Linked DNA regions of Homo sapiens: region 2 is linked to region 1. A link is a loop called in an ENCODE intact Hi-C map of the cell type or tissue named here. Cell type or tissue: endothelial cell of umbilical vein. All regions are shown on one strand. Each heading gives the region's core, and the rest is flanking DNA. Links, peaks and the distances in the headings are about the cores only.

Region 1 (2,935 bases), core at 151-2,650:
TTTCCACATCTTTAATCTATGGCCTCTAGTTCCTAGGGTTCTACAAGGATAAAATTAGGCAATGTTTGTAAAACACTTGATACCTAATATTGGTTAAATAAATAAAATATATTATTTTCAGGTAAAGTTGAAGGACCATGAGGGCACAACTTAGTGTCTGCATAGTAACTGGCATACAAAGTGTTGCATCAATATTTGTTGAATGAATTAATAGTGAAAGACTAATCACTTGGAAAAGGAAGCATAGTGAGTGCTTCTGTAAGTACAACATGATTCTCAAAGGCTTCTTGGAACTAAACATCTGCCTGAATCCAAAAGCACCAAGTTAAAAGTGTGGGTCAGTCATGTACTCACAGTTGTAGTATGTGGACAGAGAAGACCCTAACCAAAACCTATTGCTAAAAATGTACGCATTAGAAGTGAGAAAAGTGGAGTTGTGTTCGGGTAGTTATTTAAGAAGACAGTGCAATGAACTATGAGCCTAAAGAAGGATGAGTAGGGAATGATTTGGATATTAGAGACAGTGGTTATCATTTATTGTTCAAATCTACCATTTGAAGTGCCTGGTTTGGCCCTATTTTATTTCAAGAACCCATAGAGACAGCTGCACAGAACCTGCATGAGCCATGTTAATGTTCCACATTGACTTACTTTAAATCTGTGACCTTTTCTAGGACCAAAAGAAAGGGTAGACATAGGCGCAAGGAAATCTCTGAAAGCTAGGACTCATCCTATGATATAGAAAACCGTGTGAAGGTTACAAAACACACCATCATCGATCTCTCCTGTTCTTAATATTCAACTTTAATGCAAGCTGTAATCGGAATGCAGCCACCATTTTTGAACTTCTACTCTATAACAGTCACTGTATTTATTTTTGCAACACACACACACACACACACACACACACACACACACACACACAGCTTAAAACTTACCCTTAACAGCAACACAGCCAGGTATATGCCATCTTCCCCATTTTAAAGGTGGGAAAATTGAATATCAGAGAGGTTATGTCAATTGCTTTAGGTAATACAGGCAGCAAAGAGAAAATCTGAGGTTGGAGTCCAGTGTATTCCAGATCTGAAATCACTGTTCTAGTCTCCTTTTTCCCAAGAACAACTGGAGAAGCCCATGGGAATTTTCAGTTTCTCTGAGTGGCTTGTCACATTAATCCAGGTAGAAAGAAATAGTAAGAGTAGTAAGTAAATCATTAAATAATTATACAGTTTTAGACATTTATAAGCATACATACACATATGTGTGTACATGTATGTAAGCACATTTTTATTAAAATAATTTAAATGTATAAAAATTATAAGATATGAAATCACACATATACAAAGGAATTACGGGGGTTCTTGTGACATTTATTGGCTTTCAACAGTTGACATGTCTTCTAGATACTGTAGAAGTATTTGTGTTCTAAGACACCACCGCAAGTGTTACTATACTGCACTATTTACAAATGTTTTGAAATTGAAAGTGTGTATAATACTTCCTTACAAGGTGGAGCAACATTGTGAGTCACAATGGTGCCATCTACTGGGAAACTGGTAAACTATGAAAATAGAGAAAATGGTATGCATTTAAGGGAAACAGAAAGTATCGTACTCTGATATCCTTCCTGTTCACTAAAAAATTCCAATAATTAGTTTTTTTCTGTGGGGCGGGAGATGAGAGTTCATGGGTACAGTTAATATGCTGGAAAGCAAACAGTTCACACCATAATCCTTTCACATTTGTTTTCTCTCTTTTAATTTGATATCATTTGTGTATGTGTATGTGTGTGTTATTTTTCCTACTATTTACCCGAGCCAGAAATAAGAGAAAATGACTTTTCAGTAATTAAAAACAAATTTCAATATGTGACAACTTAGAGTTGTTCTCAATCCTAATATGCAGTTACTTCTCCCAAGAAATTCCCAGGTATTAATTTAAAAAGTCTTTGATGTCTTAGTTTGCACAACATATGCTATCGGGTTTGAGTTAATAAAATCATCCTCAAGTTTTCACTGTGGGTTGTCAAAGGCTCTTATGACACCTTTTCATCAAAGTAAATTAAATATTCATTGTATCCCATAGTAGATCTATTGGCCGCCCTCAGTATAACTAGGCTTTTGGAGTGAGAATAATACAAAAACGTTTCATTACTGGTGTTTCTTTCAGCTATGTATAATGGAGAAAACTAGGACCTTACATAGATACCTTCATAAAATGACAGAAAGCAAGTCTTAATTAACCACGTGTTTTTTTCTACACATAAATTTGCTATAATACATTTTGAATCCTTGTCTCTAGTCCCATCACCACCCAGGACTTTCATAGACCATTTTATCTAACCATGTATAACTTCAGAGAATTAAAACTAACAACAGCCGAAGTGAAAAAAGCGTGATCCTGTCAGATAAGCGGTTTTAAAATTTTTATTTGTTTGGCCTCCTATGTACAGAGTCATCCATTCCCATGCCAATTCAACTGATATTGATGGTCAGACCCCACTACATACCAACATTAAGACAGAAAATGTCTCTGCCTCTTCCAGTGGTACACTCTACTATAGGAGAGACAGGACAACCCCTTAAGATCATTTCATACAGTGGAAAGTGCTGAAAATTTAACAAGGTGAAAGATAGTTATGGGCTACAGTGGAGCATAGTAGGAACACATATGCCATTTAGGATGTGAGTGATTATAAGGGCCACAAGAAGAAGTGATTTTTGTACACATCAAAGGGATAAGAAGGAGTTGGCTATGTGAAGATGAGACAAGACTGGTTAAGATTGTGGGAAGCAGGCTGTAATCCCAGCACTTTGGGAGGCTGAGGCGGGCGGATCACAAGCTCAAGAGATCGAGACCATCCTGGCCAACATAGTGAAAGCTCTTCTCTACTAAAAGTAAAAAAATTAGCTGGGCGTGGTGGTGCGCCTATAGT
Region 2 (2,935 bases), core at 336-2,835, 120 kb after region 1:
ATATGTTAAGGTAACACAAAGGCTAATGAGATTACTTTTTAAAATTAGAAAACGATGTATACCATATCCATTTTTTTTTCAAAATCAAACCAAAAATTCATTAAATGCTATTGCATTTTAGGCTCCTGATAGCATAATCATACTCAAACGAAGCTCTAGCAGAAACAAAGTTAAGTTTTTTAAAAAATAGGAAGAGTTCCATAAAAGCCTAGTGCTTGATTTTAGCAACAGAGATTTATTGCTCTTGAAATTTAAAATAGGTAATCTATGGTAGTTATTTAACACACAATATAATTTATCACATAATATATGTCCATTATCATGTTAGTGAATATACAGGAAATAAAAACAAAGAGGATGTCTATATTTGTGTGTGTGTGTGTGTGCATGTCTGCACGTGTCTACATGTGCGAGACAACTAAAATGCACTCATCATATATTATATCTTAGGATATATAGATACGTAGCTAACTAGGGAATTAAGGCTTACAAAGTGATAAATGCACAGAAATTATAAAATTTTATATATTCTAAACTATGAAAACAAATGAATGTTCTTGCACATATAATTCCATGTTCCTTGTCAAGATAAATGTATCACATTGAATGTTTTTGTAATCTTAGAATGTCTTTTGATAAGATATACCCTATATAATTCAAATAAATAAAACCATTCCACTTTCTTTACTGAGAACAAAACACAGAACCAAACAATTATGGGAATTCAATACCATCCTAAATGATTCATTGTGGTAGACCTTGAACTTAGTTTAGGATCTTTACTTTTTTTAAAGTAAGGTATGTGGTTTTAAAAAAGTCATATAATAGAGTCATGTGATTTTAATTATTTTATAAATTTGATTTGCTTAAAAATCTGAGAAGAGATGGTCCCATGTTTATTAATCTAACCATAAAATATTATACTAAAGAATTTTTATGAGCATTAAAATGTTCCATATATTCTACATTGATCTTTATTGTGAAAAGGTTATATTTATAAGATTAACTTTACCTTGAATGATGATATCATACATTTTAAAATAATGACCCTATTTCAGTTTCCTAGGCATTATCTCAATAGATTAATAATTTCAATATTAATGACTGAAAGGTAATTAATATAAAATACTGTATTATTTTTAGCAAAGAGTATCTGTTACGGAGCCCTATGGACAGCCAAGGCTAAAGAAAGTATTTTGGCCGTGACAAATGGACAACTGCAATAATGCCAGGAAATCTCAATAGAATATGGAATTGGCTCCCCCTGTCGGGCCTTAAAAAGTCCACATTTTTGACCATCACATCACCTCACATCACAAAACTAAAAAAAAAAAACAAAAAAAGGCAAAATGAACAATGCCAACAAAATTAAAGACCTGTAACACTGCCAATGCTGCATTTAAAAATCTGCTCAGCTATATTTTTCTCTATAGAAAAAGAAATCATGAAAATCAGCATATGGAAAAGAAAGTAGGAACTCATTTTCAATTTATTGAAATAGATAAAATATTCAAATGAGGTATATAATATCACAAATAGCATTGATTTCTTTCCTCGTTGACAAAACACATGTCCTCCTTTGAACGAACTGTACAAGAAAGTATAATAGCTATTTCTTCACTAAAAACATGGTTTGTGATAAAGTTCCAGTAACAAAATTTGTTTTGATCCTTGTTGATATATAAATATATTAGAAATAATGTTTTTTAAAAGTCTGTATATTCTTACTGATAAAGCAATACAGTGCTTTATATCTCTTTAAAAAATAGCTATGTTATAAATCACCCACTGGGTGGATTGTCTTTGGCTTGAATACAACTGGTGTGGCAAGAGCAAAGAAAATCATACAGGCCCTGCTTGCTTATATATATAAAATATTGGGGAAAACATATTGTAAAAAGTCATACAGTCTGAGATAAATGTCAAATTACATTGTCAAATTGCATTTTTGCAATATACAAAAACATATTGCAAAAATTAATGACAGATAAATGTCAAATTACAACTATGAATAATGGTAATTTTTCATTTATTAAAAATAATGCAATAAATTACAATCCCCAATTTCCAAACAAAGAGCTTACTATCAACCTCTCTGATATTGCCTCAGCTCAGCAAAGGCTCTGCCACCATCACTATGAGAGCTACTGTGAAAAACTATAAAGTTTTTATTGAAATAAGACATTGTGAAGGGGAAAACAAAGAAATAAATTAAAAGTCACAACTAAGCAACAAGACTTTCTTAAACCTCCAGCAACATATCAAGATGTTTCTGTCATATCCTCATTGTGTTTCTTGGGCTTAGTAAATCATTTTAACTGTACCATTTAGAACACTGAGGTTAATAAGCTTTATCAACAAGTCCAGAGCAATAAAGGGGCCAAAATGCCCCAACCTACAGGAATCCCTTGAAGGAGATTGTTTTTCCTTTAAAGAGCAGGTTATATAGTAAACTCTGGGTCCTGCTGTTCCCACAGGTCCACAAGAGAACTCTGGTGACTTTTGAATAAGAGGCACAAAAGAAAAGGACAAATATCAAAATTAGTGCCTTCTGGAAATTCCTATAAGACCATTTCCTTTCCATAAAATTAACAGAAAATAGGGCCGGGTGCAGTGGCTCACGTCTGTAATCCCAGCATTTTGGGAGGCCAAGGCAGGCAGATCACCTGAGGTCGGGAGTTCAAGACCAGCCTGACCAACAAGGAGAAACCCCGTCTCTACTAAAAATACAAAAATTAGCCGGGCATGGTGGCACATGCCTGTAATCCCAGCTACTCAGGAGGCTGAGGCAGGAGAATGGCTTGAATCCGGGAGGTGGAGGTTGCAGTGAGCCGAGATTACGCCATTGCACTCCAGCCCGGGCAGCAAGAGGGAAATTCTGTCTCAAAAAGGAAAAAAAAAAAAAAAACTAACAGAAGATACCGATTACTATGCT

The links. Peaks named below come from ENCODE experiments on the same cell type or tissue, not always from the same donor. Only the 100,000 strongest peaks of a DNase experiment are listed, where the experiment ranks them.
Region 2: a loop joins it to region 1, with 5 times the contacts of the local background. A loop is called at or near these places in 17 of 110 quality-filtered maps.

The regions. Positions count from the first base shown.
Region 1 is chr4:20,417,658-20,420,592 of GRCh38, reverse strand. The region is part of intron 4 of SLIT2 (slit guidance ligand 2); the gene reads right to left. Among named protein-coding and RNA genes, the nearest start is that of SLIT2-IT1, 27 kb to the right of the region's middle. RefSeq lists enhancers at 1,419-1,468, 1,589-1,658. In endothelial cell of umbilical vein, for the core only: a CTCF peak has its summit at 1,540 (motif pointing left); a DNase peak (open chromatin) is centred at 1,492; H3K4me3 peaks cover 290 bases; H3K27ac peaks cover 648 bases.
Region 2 is chr4:20,298,056-20,300,990 of GRCh38, reverse strand. The region is part of intron 4 of SLIT2 (slit guidance ligand 2); the gene reads right to left. Among named protein-coding and RNA genes, the nearest start is that of SLIT2, 48 kb to the right of the region's middle. In endothelial cell of umbilical vein, for the core only: a CTCF peak has its summit at 1,287 (motif pointing left); a DNase peak (open chromatin) is centred at 1,250.